3 separate regions of the Mus musculus genome follow, and all the other regions are linked to region 1. Evidence: chromatin loops called from intact Hi-C (ENCODE). Cell type or tissue: gastrocnemius. All regions are shown on one strand.

Region 1 (5,000 bases):
TAAGGGAAATGGCCTTATAGACACCCCTGACCTTAACATCCTTGCAGTCTGAACAGGTCACTTTTTTCTATCATGTTCTTTTAATAGGAGGTCTCAGCGAATTTTTGTTAACTTAAGAACTAGGAATAGAAATACCTAAGAAAGGAGCCCCAGAATCAGGTGTGGTAGCTCATACCTGCAATGCCAGCATTCCTGAGTCCTGAAGCTGGAGGACTGGCACAAGTAAGTGACCAGCCTGGGCTACATGGTGAGTTCTAAATAAGCCTGGGCTACAGTGTGAGAGACCTTGTCTCAACCTTATCCCTATCAGTTTATCACCAAAAATATTTAGAAAGATATTAATTTTGCAAACTGTATATGCTTTTAAGACAGGAGTCAGTTTCTCATAGGCAGTGAGGGGAAAAGTCTGTGGTTAAACTGCTAGGTGGTCAAATCAGCATGGATAGATACAAAGAATTCAATCAACAGGCAGCATAATGGAAGACAGAGTTGGACCCAGCAACAGATGCAGGGTGAGCAACTTGCAATGGTAGCCAAAGTTAGTGGCAGCCAGCAGATCCAAAAAGGTTGGACACTAATAAAGAAACTTAAACATGGTCAGAAATGGGCTTCAGTGAGCAGTCACTACCATAATTGGGCAAAGAGTATGTGGTCATCATGCAGAGCCTGTTTGCTCCCCTTCTGCTTGGCCCAAGGAGAGAATACCTAGAGAATGAGCAAACTGCAACAAAATTATCTCAGTCTCTGTCCAGTTTCTGTCATAAGCCCTAGAAGCAGCCACTAGACACACAGCTTGGCACTTTCTGCCTTTCTTGAGTTCTCTAACTTTTCTATAATGTCTCATTTTTCCTTAACAAATCTGCTTTACTTTGCTTATTCCTCCTTTGTCTGCCACTTACTTTATCTAACATTGACATGACCCTTAAGAGCTTAAGACACTCCCATCTGGGTTGCACTGCCCCATCTGGGTCACATGGCAGACAAAGTCCATTGTTTTCTTTCTCTGCCTTGATTCTGGAATCTGTTTATATTAATAATCAGGTGCTGTTGAGCATTTAAAAAGTATGCACAGCTTCTAAATTAAAAAAAAAGAAAGAAAGAAAAAAAGAAGAGTTAAGACACTGTTTCAGGTTGACTTTTTGCTACTGTTGATTAGTAGTCAGTCACCTTAGTTCTTGGGTCAAGCCTTTCTGGGCTGAGAGATACCTTCTTTGCTTTCACAAATCTGCACCAACGTGAAAGACAACATATTAAGATTTCAATATTTGGGTTAAAATATTCAAATAAATGGGTTACTTTTAAAGTCTTTCATGATGAAATAATATTCTCTTCATTTAAAAAGTGCTTACTTTTTAGCACTTTTGTTTCAAGGTTAGAAGTTATATAAATACCCTTTAGCATCCTACAAACTCCCACCCATCTGACTTATACTGCAAGGACTATGGGAAGCTGATATTGTGTGCACACTTGTTCTGATGGTCTTAAAACGATTCACAAGCATTCAGTCAACTGGAGGAAATTAATTCTATGTTCCAAACACCTTTGACAAGAATTGCATCAACAGAAGAAATGACTCATACTCTCTACATAGATTTTCCCATCTTTGTTTCAAACATTCTACTAATAGAACTTAAGGGCACTGTGCCAGTTAGTATTATGTCAACTTGACAAAAGCTAAAGCCATCCAAGAGGAGGGAACCTCAATTAAGAGAATGCCTCCATATGATCCAGCTGTAGGCAGCTTTCTTAGTTATCTGTGGGGGAGGGCCCAGACTACTGTGGGCTATGCAACCCCTGGGGTAGTGGTCTTGGCTTCTATAAGAAAGCAGAATGAGCAAGCCGTGCCTAAGCCAGGAAGCAGTTACCCTCCACAGCCTTTCAATCAGCTCCTACCTCCAGGACCCTACCCTGCCTGACTTCCTTCGATGGTGAACAGTGATGTGTAAGTGTAAACCAAACTTTCCTCCTCCAACTTGCTTTTGTCATGGTGTTTTATCACTGCATTAGTAACCCTAAGTAGGACCAGCATTTTGGTTTAAAATTGTAGTAATATTTATTTTGGAAAAATAAGCATTTATAATAAGCATGTTATTTAAATCTTTTAATTTTCTGACAGCTAAATGTCTCCCTCTAGTGGAATGTTTGATTTTAGGGAAAGAATAACCAACACACTGCTGCTCTCTCTGTCTTTATTTTTTTTCCTAGCAATTTTAAATGTAAAAACATATACAACAAGCAGGGTAATGGCAACACACATCTTGAATCCCAGCCCTTGGAGGGCAGAGGCAGGCAGATTTCTGAGTTCAAGGCCAGCCTGGTCTTCAGAGCTAGTTTCAGGATAGCCAGGGCTACACAGAGAAACCCTGTCTCAAACAAACAAAACCAAAAATAAACAAAACCGTTTGTTTTAGGTTTCTTTTCTGTTGCTGTGATAAACAACATTTTCAAAAGCAACTTGTAAGAGAAAAAAAATTTACAATTTCAGGTCACAGTTCATCATGCAGGGAAGTGAGGGCAGGAACTTACCACAGAAACCATGGAGGAATGCTGCTTATTGGGCTGCTCACTGGGCTGTGCTCAGCTGTCTTTCTTATACAGTTCAGGACCATCTGCCTAGGGATGGTGCCACCCACAGTGACATCTACATCATTCAAAACAATCCCCCACAGATATGCTCCCAGGCCAGTATGACCTCAAAATTCTCTCTTCCTTCCCAGTTGATTCTAGGTTGTGTTAAGTGGACACTAAAAATTAACCAGCACAATGGTAAAACCATTTTAGAAGATATCTAAGTTTACCAATCAAATTTTTGTGTACATTTCCATTGACCTAGCAATTCTAATTTTTTAAAGATTTATTTTAAGTATATGAGTGTTTTTCCTACATGTATACCATGTACATTCAGGCAGAAGAGGACATCAATTCTTTGGAACTGTAGTTTCAGATAGTTGTGAGCTATTATGTGATGTCAGAAACTGATCCCAGTTTCAGAGTAACAAGTACTCTAAACTGCTGAGTCATCTCTTCAGTTTCTCACCTAGTAATTGTATAAAAGACTTCTAGTACCTACACAGTAAGTGTGGCAGCACACGACTGGCATCCAAATACTTAGGGGACTGAAGCAGATGGAACATAAGTTTAAGGTCAAGTTGAACAAGGTTCATAGCAAGATTTTATCCCTCTATACACAAACATATAAACTCCACTAAAGTAAAACAAAAACAGAAGATTTCATTTTATCAGAATTCTAAGTAACAAAATTTTAAAAGGCCCTTGTCCCCCTTTTTCCAACCAATAACTATAACTATTGGCAAGGACTATATATCTGATCCCTCAGGTCCTGTTAATTCCACAACTATCTGCAATTCTTTCCAACATCTTACTTGAGAGTGATTCTTTAAGAGTCATAAAATCTAAAAGGCTCAGAGAGACAATGAGTGCTCTCAACAGAGCCAAGGGAAGCCACTTTCTGCAGCACATTATTAGCAAAACCAGGCAGTCATCAAATGCCTGCATAATTTAAAAGTGAACAACAATACAGTCTCTTTGTAGTCTTCCAAAGAATGTTAACAGTTCTTCTCATATCTTTCTGTATCCCTAAAGTACATTTACGCAGAAAAACCTGTTAGCTGTGCCTAACACTTTCTTGCTCTGAATTTCAGTGGCCTATGGTAACAAAAGTATGTTAAAGTGAAGCTAAAATATTTTATTTGAATCTTAAGCAGCCCCACTAATAAGAACACAACTTTTGACATGAAAAATGTAGCAAGATTTTGCTGAAAGGACCCAGATATAGCTGTCTCTTGTGACACTATGCCAGGGACTAGCAAACACAGAAGTGGATGCTCACAGTCAGCTAATGGATGGATCACAGGGCCCCCAATGGAGGAACTAGAGAAAGCACCCAAGGAACTAAAGGGAACTGCAACCCTATAGGTGGAACAACATTATGAACTAAGCAGTACCCCGGAGCTCTTGTCTCTAGCTGCATATGTATCAAAAGATGGCCTAGTCGGCCATCACTGGAAAGAGAGGCCCATTGGACACGCAAACTTTATATGCCCCAGTACAGGGGAACGCCAGGGCCAAAAAGGGGGAGTGGGTGGGTAGGGGAGTGGGGGGGGTGGTTATGGGGGACTTTTGGTATAGCATTGGAGATGTAAATGAGCTAAATACCTAATAAAAATGCAAAAAAAGAGAAAAATGTATTTTGAATCAACAACTGTATTTTGTTCAACTTTGAAACTCCACACTGTATTTTCTTGGTCACATTGGTAATGCTGAGGGTGACACTGAAGTGAATGAAGTGGATAGGAACTGTTTCTCATAGGGAAAAAATCTGTTATCACAGCAAGCTACAGTTACCTCCATTTCCAGAACCTCAAATTCCAGTTGAAATGTCACCATGTTGCAATTTCCTGATAATCTGTGTTTCTGTAGAACTTTCTTTGTATCTATTAATTAGAAAATAAAATACTTTAAAAGAATAGTTTTCTTCAATGCTTTTTTTTAAAGGTAAAATTAGTGTTTTATTTTACTTAAACTAATCCAGCCTGCACTGGTTTATCATGGTACAGTCAAATATAAACATATTTCTACAGATATTAACATAAAAGTACTCTTGGTGGAATCTTCAATATTTTTAAGTGAATATCTACTTGTGTGTAGATGTATGAAAATATATATTAGTAATCACTTTAAAATAGCTGGAAGGGTCTTGTCACAGTAATTGGTCTTACAAAATGGGATTACTAAAAATTTATACTGTCAAGTTCTCAAGTATATCAATACTTAAGAAAAATATACACATACAAAAAATACATGCCGGGCAATGGTGGTGCACACCTTTAATCCCAGCACTTGGGAGGCAGAGGCAGGCGGATTTCTGAGTTCAAGGCCATCCTGGTCTACAGAGTGAGTTCCAGGATAGACAGGCAATACAGAGAAACCCTGTCTCGGAGGGGAAAAAAAAAAGGCATATACCATCAGACCCAGCCTTT
Region 2 (5,000 bases), 200 kb before region 1:
GCTGCAATTTTTTTTTTTTTTTTGTAAAAAAACTACAAGTGAATTTTGGGGGGGTTGTTCTTGTTTTGAAATTGAAATTAAACCCATAGTCTGGGAGGACACAGATGGGTGCTGGCACTTAGGTATCTGGGACTCGAGGAGGCTCTGATGCCCGAGGCTTCCCTTACAGACCTTCTTGACACTGATGTGCAAACAGGCCTAAGTCACGAATAAGTAATATATTTTCTTGTCACCTGTGGTTCTTAGATAGCATAAATCTATCAGCACATGTAGGTTTTCATCTTTTACCTACCATATACATTCATTGCGTGGGTCTCCTGCTATCTTTTTTTTTTCCATTTTTTTATTAGGTATTTAGCTCATTTACATTTCCAATGCTATACCAAAAGTCCCCCATACCCACCCACCCCCACCTCCCCTACCCACCCACTCCCCCTTTTTGGCCCTGGCATTCCCCTGTACTGGGGCATATAAAGTTTGCAAGTCCAATGGGCCTCTCTTTCCAGTGATGGCCGACTAGGCCATCTTTTGATACATATGCAGCTAGAGACAAGAGCTCCGGGGTACTGCTTAGTTCATATTGTTGTTCCACCTATAGGGTTGCAGTTCCCTTTAGCTCCTTGGGTGCTTTCTCTAGCTCCTCCATTGGGGGCCCTGTGGTCCATTCAATAGCTGACTGTGAGCATCCAAGTCTGTGTTTGCTAGGCCCTGGCATAGTCTCACAAGAGACAGCTATATCTGGGTCCTTTCAGCAAAATCTTGCTAGTGTATGCAATGGTGTCAGCGTTTGGAAGCTGATCATGGGATGGATCTCTGGATATGGCAATCACTAGATGGTCCATCCTTTCGTCACACTTCCAAATCTTGTCTCTGTAACTCCTTCCATGGGTGTTTTGTTTCCTATTCTAAGAAGGGGCAAAGTGTCCACACTTTGGTCTTCGTTCTCTTGAATTTAATGTGTTTAGCAAATTGTATCTTATATCTTGGGTATCCTAAGTTTCTGGGCTAATATCCACTTATCAGTGAGTACATATTGTGAGAGTTCCTTTGTGATTGGGTTACCTCACTCGTCTCCTGCTATCTTGACCCAGGGCATGTTATGTGGCTGCGAATGTCTAGCTGGAGTGCTGCTTGAGTATACATTGTTCCCTCTCCCGTTTTTGCCTTTAGTGGATTCTGAGAGATGGTCAGGGATGTCAGGCTCGGTTGAGAAGGCACTGTACACATCATTGTGAGTGCATGAGTGAAGGATGGAGCTTTGCTTCTTCATCTGTCCCAGAGGGGACGGATGGGACCTTGCCAAGGTCCTAACCACAGTCCATGGCTCTGTATGTTTAGCTTTTCCTGTGGCAGCCAGATCTTGCCCCTGTGTGGACTTAATGTTTTTTGACTCTGGAAACCCCAATTGGTCTATGAGGGTTTGAGAATGTCTGAATGGTTTTCTTGTAGTTCTGACCTTTATCTCATGTAGGATTACCGTTAATTTTAAATATAAAGTGACTTCTAGGGCATGTGATGGAGTTAAAGGGTATTCTGAGTTGGTGTTTGGACAGACCAGGGCCAAAGGGAGAGACGCTGTCTCTATCTTTTGTGTGTGTGTGTGTGTGTGTGTGTGTGTGTGTGTGTGTGTGTGTGTAGAGCCACTGGGTCCTGAGGGTGGTCTGAGGTCAGTCAGCCTTGCTCCTTTGTGAGGTGTGCAAATCTGCCTCAGTGCTAGGCTGGAGCCTGTAGGCCTCGTCGTGCTGCCCAGAGTGAGCTCTGCTGTCTGTGCAGGCCTGGGTCTCCCTCCACAGTCTTCAAGAGTTGATAATAAACCTGCTCTCGTTCTCCCCTGATGTTCTTGGTAGGAAAAAACACCTCAGAGCACTCGGGGTTACCGAAGGGCTGTCTTCTGTACAAAACCCTCCAGGTGCAGATGTTGGACCAGCTGGACATCGAAGGCCTCTACCCTCTGTACAAACGGGTTGAGCAATACCTGGAGGAGTTTCCTGAGGAGAGGTGAGGCTGGCACCAGAGGAAGCTATGAGGCTAGGCTAGGCTGGGATCAAGGTTGCCTGACTCCAGAACAAAACAGCTCCTAGAACCTGGCTCTAGGAGGTGCCTACAACCAGCTCTGTCCAGGAAGTCCCTTGTTTGGGTGTGCCAGGGTCTCTGAGATTCATGGTCACTAAGACACTAGAAATAAAGCATGTATGAATGCAACCATTCTGATATCCTATGTCAGGGCCTGGCCTGTAGAGGGCAGTGTTGTCCCACAGGCTGCTTCTGGAACACTGACATAGTGTAGCTCCTTAGCCGTCTCTGCCACGCTTAGGGCCTGCACTATCTCACGGGCAGGGTTCTTTTTGTACATCATTGGCCTTTTCTTGGTGAACAGCTTAAGCTGAGCCGCAGCCTCCTGCAGCCCTGGGTTTTGTGGAAGATCTTGATGTTGCAGAATCAGGCTTAATGAGAGAAAGCAGTAGATCTTTTCGGTGCCTTTCAAACAATGTGATTGTTGGGCTACGTTGTGTGATACAGAACATATTTGTGACTGAAAGTACTTAGAGCTTTGTCACCCTGCTGATTTGGTTTTGGTGCTTTTTCTTCAGGAAAACATTACAGATAGATGGGCCTTATGATGAAGTATTTTACCAGAAACTGCTTGATCTGTCCACTGAGGATGATGGGACAGTGGCCTTTGCATTAACAAAGGTGAGTAGACCCATTGAGAAGCCCCATGTCTTCCTGAGAGTTTCCCTACTCTCCCCTTCACAGCAGTGGCAGCCCAGAACTTAGATCTAAAGCAGAGAAGGCTGCACTGTTTCTTGGGGGGGGGGGGGGGGGGGCAGGTGACCATAATACAGGGCCCACGTGGAATTTCTCTTGGTCCTAACAGGCCAGACGCAGGCCTTGGTGCTTGGTGGCCCTGGGCCTCATCTTTTAGATCCTGTTGACTGTCTTCCTTGGCTGAAATAATTCCATTGGGAACATAAAAAAAAGTTCTGGTGCCTAGGAAGTGGCTCTGAGATGGGCTGCTGGGTAGTCAGGTTTTCATGTCAGATGTACCTAGAGAAATGAGGACCTGTGCTCGCCCTAGAACTGTACAAAGACGTTCACAGTGCTCTGTTGCTGAGGTAAGAACTATTGTAACCCCCGTGTTGTCAGCATGTGACTGTACTAGGTTAGAAATCACATTTGCAACTCCACCGCATTTGTTGCATGGATAGATCAGGGGAGTACTTCTGACCAACAGAACAGTTCTCAAAGGGTCCAGTGATGACTGTGTGTGCAGAGCACTCTTTGAAAATGACATGGATTGCTTGTTCCTAGGGTTTGGGAAGGGGAGATACTTGTGGAAGTTCAGAGTCTCCGTGGTAATGGCAAGCCATTATATGTGGACGTGGAGGATGTAACAGGACATGTCAGAGTCATGCTCATTTCCCATCATGATGCTACTGTGTAGTTTTGAGATGTTGCTGGGAACTGGACACAAAGCCTGAGAACGTGTTAGAATGTGGAGCGTGGCTCATTCATTCTCTTTCATTCTCTTTCTCTCTCTCCTACCTTTCTCCTTCCCTCTATTCCTGGTTTTTCAAGAAAGGGTTTCTCTGTATAGCCCTGGCTGTCCTGAAACTCACTCATTAGACCAGGCTGGCCTCGAACTGACAGAGATCCATCTGCCTCCTGAGCACTGGGATTAAAGGCGTGGGCCACCACTGCCTGACCATTCTCTTTTTAAAGTATTGTTTTAAAAATGTATTTGGTGTGGATCTGGAGAGATGGCTCAGAGCACTGACTGCTCTTCCAAAGGTCCTGAGTCCAATTCCCAGCACCATAGGGTGGCTCACAACCATCCGTAACAAGATCTGGCACCCACTTCTGGAGTGTCTGAAGACAGATAAAGTGTACTTACATATAATAAATCTTTTAAAAAATGTATTTGGTGATTGGTTATATGCCTCAATGAGAGAGTGAAGGTCAGAGGTCAACTTGAGTGCTGTCTGTTTTTTCCTCTGGGTTCTGGGAATTGAGCTCAGGTGTCAGGTTTGGCAGCAAGTGCTTTTACCCACTGAGCCATCAGCCAGCCCTCTTTTTCTCTTTTTGAGGCAGGCTCTCACTCTGTAGCCCAGGGTAGATCTAGGTTGTCACCTCTTTGGATTGAGCCTCCTGAGTGTACCACATCCAACTGCTCCATTTCTCTTTTAGGATGGATACATGTTCATGTAGTTGAAACTGGAGACAGTGCTTCATAGAGCTGAAGTTCAGGAGTGAGCTGAGAGGAACCCAGTGCAAAAGCTTGTCTGCTTGTTTTTTTAGCTAAACCAGGTGCCTCTTACAGATACTGTCATCTGCTCTAACTTTGTAGAGCAGTACCTGGAGGTTGAGTCAGTGGGCTTTCTAGAAAGGCCAGCAGCTAATATTTCAGGTTAGGTGGGCCCTCTTATCTGCTGACAGCTTATTTGTCTTAGTTAGGGTTTCACTGCTGTGAAGAGACACCATGACTAAGGCAACTCTTATAAAGGACAACATTTAATGGAGGTTCAGTCCATTATCAGTTACAGTGGGAAGCATGGCAGTGTCCAGGCAGGTATGGCACTGGAGGAGCTGAGAGTTCTCTTGTTCCAAAGGCAGCCAAGAGAAGACTGGCTTCCAGGTAGCTAGGATGAGAGTCTTCAAGCCCATATCCACAGTGACATACTTCCTCCAGCAAGGCCACACCTCCTAATAGTGCCACTCCCTGGGCCAAGCTTATTCAAACCATCACAGTATTGCTCTTGTAGTACAGGAGTATCTCCATCAACAGGACACAGAAGAGAGGGATGTGTCAGTAAAACTATGCCAGAAACAGGTGTGGGAGGGGTTGGAGTGACTGACTGTCCCCGTCAGTGTGCTGACTTGTGTGTTCCCTTACTCAGTAGCTTCTTTGCTCCACTGGCTTGGAAGTTACCTGTTTTTTCCACTGGTGGCATTTAATGCATATTAAAGTGTAGTTACTCACTTATTTGTGGCCCCAGCTG
Region 3 (5,000 bases), 87 kb before region 1:
CAGTATGTGTTAAGGAGCACTCTCAGCAAGACATATTGAGTCTATTTAGAAACAAAAGGAAGAACAGTGTAGGTAGAATTTATAAAAGAATCTCTAGCTGCTATTTGACAGATTCAGATTATTAGAGGAACAAAAAATGTCCTGAAGATACTAAGAAACCTGCCACCACCCTTAGTAAACAGAAATTCTTTCTGCTCAATATAGCAGAGGGACAAGAAAGAAGTAAATTAATTTGCATGTAAACCATTACTGTGAATTTATTAACAACCAATTCAAAGTTTACAAAGACTGTATCTTAACTAGTACCAGCCATTAAAGTATTGCATTTTTCTGATTCAATAATAAACATTTTAAAGCTGAAGTTGTAATTGGTATTGTTACCTAATATACAAATGATAGAAATTATATTGATTTCCTGACTAATTCTTGTAAAAACCAGTCATCAATCCATTCCCTTAAACCAGTGGTTCAGCCTTCCTAGTACTGTGACCTTTCAAGACAGTTCTTCCTGTTGTAGTCACCAGCAACTACATTGATGCTACTTTGTAACTATAATTTTGCTACTGTTATGAATCATAATGTAAAAATCTGTGGGTTTTGATGGTCTTAGACGACCCATGTGAAGGGGGTTATGTATGACTCACAAGTTGAGAACCTCTGCCTAACAAAGTGTATTTTTCTATGCTTTATCTAGGCTCTGATTCTGAACAACAACAAGCTAACAAAGATTCACCCAAAAACCTTTCTAACCACAAAGAAATTGAGAAGGCTATATTTATCCCACAACCAACTAAGTGAAATTCCACTTAATCTTCCCAAATCATTAGCAGAACTCAGAATTCATGATAATAAAGTTAAGAAGATACAAAAGGACACGTTCAAGGGAATGAATGCTTTACATGTTTTGGGTAAGTTTTCCCAAAGAATGGGACATCTTGAAATTGTAATTAATAGCCAAATTTAGGCTATTCATGTTCTAAGTAATTTCAAAAATTCATATTTGAACCTGTTAATTTATTAATAAACAGATTATATGTGAAAAATTATAGGATAGAAAGTTTTGTGATGTTCTCTCTTTTTCAACAATCTCCTGACACACTTGGCTCTATTTTTAGAAACTGAACCCTAATTAATAAAACCTATGCTATTAAATTTAAAGGTTGTATTTTAATGTATTATATAAATTATTAAAACATGATGTACACAATTAATTCTTTTATTATTTGGAATACAAACCTAATTTTGGCTATCTATTTTTTAAATAATATGAAGAATATTTTATTGTACAATTTGAATCTCACTATTTTATTTGTTATGCCTGTCATGCAACTATGCAATCTCCCCGTAACAGCTATTCAAACACCTAAGCACGGTTCATGTCCATACACTCAATTCAACCAAATGCCTAGCATTTATGAAATAGCTTGTTACTGACATTTCTTTTAAGTTAGATTTGTATTAATTATATAATTTATAATTGACATATACTATTTTTAAAATAAGAGGTAGGGCTAGGGAGATAGCGCAGTCAGTAAAGTGTATAAGAACCTGAGTTTGATGTTCAGAATCCTCATTAAAATGTTGGACATGGTAGTGTATACCTGTAATCCCAGCACTGGAGAAGCAGAGATGGGCAGCTACCTATGGTTCAGTGGTCAGCTAGCCTAGCCTACTTGCCAACAAACAAAAACAAAACAACAACAACAACCACCAAACCCAACCAAACCCATCTTAACAAACAAACCAATCTAAGATAGTTATGTGTAATTACTTTATGTCAACTTAAAACACCATGAAAAAAATCGGGGAGCACCTCAGGAATGACATCCAAGAGTAACCTCTGGCCTCCATGAATGCGTGCACACGCACCCAAACTGTTTGAGAGGTAACAAAATGGCAAACACAAATACCCTTAATTATGTAAAAAGTTCTTTCCCCCTGCTGCATTATTATTATAAATGGACAAACCATCATGCTTATGGTACAGTGGAAAGTAATGTCATCAACTCAGTTGGTTCAAAAGAAAGAAACAAAAAATAAAGACTTGCTATATATTCCAGTTTACAAAATTAAAAGCAGTGTTTTCCTGAGGTCTACAGAAAGAAGATACACACAAGTAGGTATAATGAGTGGAAATATGAATACTGAAGAGCACACTTCTCCAATATTCTTCAGAGGTATCCTCTGTGGTGAGTTTCCATAACTGATTTGTGCTAAATCATGTCATTTCTTTCACAGAAATGAGTGCAAACCCTCTTGAGAACAACGGGATAGAACCAGGGGCATTTGAAGGGGTGACAGTATTCCATATCAGGATCGCTGAAGCAAAACTAACCTCAATTCCAAAAGGTTTGTATTTATTTTACTCAAAATATGGTGTTTTAAAAAACATCTTTTCCCTGTCTTGAAAAACAAACAAAAGGACAATCTTTCAATAAGTAAACATTGTTATATATTATCTGACATTAATTCCTCAGATGTAAAATACTACAGTCTACACTGTCAGAACTATCTACAGTCAGAGGTCCCAGGGCCAGCGTATCTGACCAGTATGACATTTAATACTTTTCCCCATACAGAGAGGAATACATAGTGATCTTTTTGACATTAAACCATAATCTTTTTTTCCCAGTAAGAACAAACACTAAAAAGCAATGATATTTCTATTTTTCTTCTTTTTTTTTCTGACATTTATTCTTCTAAACCTCTATAGAGGTGGAAAATTCTGTAAACAGCAGAGTAGGTTGAATGGGGAAAGAACCTTATCACTAGCTGTGCTGCTATGGCTGAGGGGGACAGAGACTGTGAGGCCAGATGGGGGCAGCACTGGCTTTGGCACGAAGAATTTGTCAGTCTCAAAGAGCTGAGACATCTTCCCAGGGGTATAGTGAAGATTAGCATGCTAATACAGTGAAAGGCTTGAAGACTCTGTGGCACACAGTACATATCAACAACCTTACTAAAAGGAGCCCAGAACCTTCCGTCCTGATTCATAGGACTGAAGCAGGAACTCAAAGAAAAAATGTTCCTTCACTGTGCTAGATTGTCTTACTTCTGAACTTGTTACCTGATGTTTTCTGTGTTGATGACTATCTGGATCAGAAATAACCCACATCAATACCATTTGTTTCAATATCAGTATCTACCAATAAAAACAACAACCTATCCCTTTCTACTACTCTGATTCAAAGTAAACAAAACAAAGAGTACAGGATAGGGAATATGATATTTTAAATACAAATGAATTTATATGGAACTGGAAAGATGGCTCAGCAGCGCTCAGAGCACTGGCTGTTCTTTCCGAGAACCCAGGTTTAATTCTTAGCTGCCCACAAGACTGATCACAACCCCATTCTGACTTCCCCAGATAGAAATACATGCAGCAAAACCTATAGATATAAAATTAAATTATCAAGGGAATTGTACTGGCTGGTTTTGTTTGTCAACTTGACACAAGCTGGTGTTATCACAGAGAAAGGAGGCTCCCTTGAGGAAATGCTTCCATGAGATCCAGTTATAAGGCATTTTTTTCAATTAGTGATCAAGGGCGGGAGGGCACTGTGGGTGGTGCTATACCTGGGCTGGTAGTCCTGGGTTCTATAGGAGAGCAAGCTGAGTAAGCCAGGGGAACCAATCCAATAAGCAGCATCCCTCTATGGCCTCTGCATAAGTTCCTGCCTCCAGGTTCCTTGTTTGGTCATGTTTGGTGGTTGTCTCTTGGAGGCCTGCTCTTTCCTGAGAAGAAATGGAGAGGGAGTGGGTCTGGGGGTGAGAGGAGGTGAGTGGGGAGTGGAGAGAAGGGAAACTTTGGTCAGAATGTATTCTGTAAGAGAAGAATCTATTTCAAGAGAGAGAGAGAGAAAGAGAAAGAGAGAGAGAGAGAGAGAGAGAGAGAGAGAGAGAGAGAGAGAAAGAGAGAGAGAATGTAAAATCCTAAGTGAGGATCCATGGCTTCAGAATGGCGATTATAACTGTATAGAAATTCACTGAAATATGTAAAGTTTGGAACCAACTGTTTATTTGAATGATCACCATTATCTAGTTATGTGATGTTTCTATTTGCATGTTCATTGCAATTAAATAATTTTATTTAATATTAAAAAATTAAAGTATCTTTTCACTTTTTTGAAAGATAAAGTAAAAATGGGGAGATCTCAGGAAAGAACTAGTTTAATTCATATCTACACATATAAAATACCTTTAGAATTGAAGTGGTTGTTTACTAGAAACCCGAAGTTTTGTAATTTTTATAGCAGTGACAAAAAATATTCTACCCAGTAGGTCAAGCATACATAGCTCCTTGCATGTAAGCTGGCATAGAGCACAGAGAAGCCAGAGAAGGAAAGGAGTGAAGGTGGGGGGTGGGGACAAAGGAGGACTGCATGCCAAATTCTATTAGTAATATAGCTTTCAGCCGGGTGAAATGTCAAGACATCCCAGGAGGTCTTATCAGGAAGAAAGTGGAAAAGGTCTTCCTTCCTGTTTGTGTGGGAAATTCTACTGCATAGTCCCATGTGGGTGGGGAGTGGTTTGTGGTGGGAATAGATCTTCCTATACAAAAGCATGTTACTATTTGATAGCAGCAGATGTGCTTTTGCTAGGTTCCCATCCTGCATATACCTCTGCTCACGCCTATCTCAGAGGCTAGGGCCCATTCTGTTCTCTGGCCATTCACCTCCCTTGTGTCCTTAAGTTCACTAAGCTCCCCACTGAGTTTGCTCTTCTACAACTTCTACAGACTGGGCTGACGCAAGACACTATCTAGTAATTCCATGTAATGAACTGTCTGTTCCAAGAGAATATTAAGTCTTTGGTGACAGACACTTTGTCTTTTTTATTTTTTAAATGCAGAACATAAATGATTTTATTATACTAATCTCAATTGATAAATACCCAATGTAATCCCCTACACCTCAGACTCAGGGAATATCCTGTAAGAGCGTCTAGAGAGATTTTTAAGAGCCAAAGACCAGGATGCTTGCTTCTATATCAGACACTTT

Evidence for each region. A loop is a pair of places that touch in the nucleus more often than their neighbours do. Peaks named below come from ENCODE experiments on the same cell type or tissue, not always from the same donor. Only the 100,000 strongest peaks of a DNase experiment are listed, where the experiment ranks them.
Region 2: it touches region 1 in a loop (10-fold over the local background); 30 of 42 quality-filtered maps call a loop at or near these places.
Region 3: it touches region 1 in a loop (2.6-fold over the local background); 14 of 42 quality-filtered maps call a loop at or near these places.

The regions. Positions count from the first base shown.
Region 1 is chr13:49,643,201-49,648,200 of GRCm38, forward strand. Cenpp (centromere protein P) reads right to left here. Exons shown (of 8, transcript NM_025495.3): 3 at 4,366-4,454. Among named protein-coding and RNA genes, the nearest start is that of Cenpp, 7.0 kb to the right of the region's middle. In gastrocnemius, a CTCF peak has its summit at 2,128 (motif pointing left); no DNase peak of the experiment used is centred here; H3K27ac peaks cover 1,874 bases.
Region 2 is chr13:49,447,390-49,452,389 of GRCm38, forward strand. Ippk (inositol 1,3,4,5,6-pentakisphosphate 2-kinase) reads left to right here. Exons shown (of 13, transcript NM_199056.4): 10 at 1,848-1,998; 11 at 2,592-2,694. Among named protein-coding and RNA genes, the nearest start is that of Ippk, 29 kb to the left of the region's middle. In gastrocnemius, no CTCF peak of the experiment used is centred here; a DNase peak (open chromatin) is centred at 2,250; H3K27ac peaks cover 2,942 bases.
Region 3 is chr13:49,556,553-49,561,552 of GRCm38, forward strand. The region is part of intron 5 of Cenpp (centromere protein P); the gene reads right to left. It overlaps Aspn (asporin), which reads left to right. Exons shown (of 8, transcript NM_025711.3): 4 at 695-908; 5 at 2,239-2,349. Among named protein-coding and RNA genes, the nearest start is that of Aspn, 15 kb to the left of the region's middle. In gastrocnemius, a CTCF peak has its summit at 2,801 (motif pointing right); a DNase peak (open chromatin) is centred at 2,828.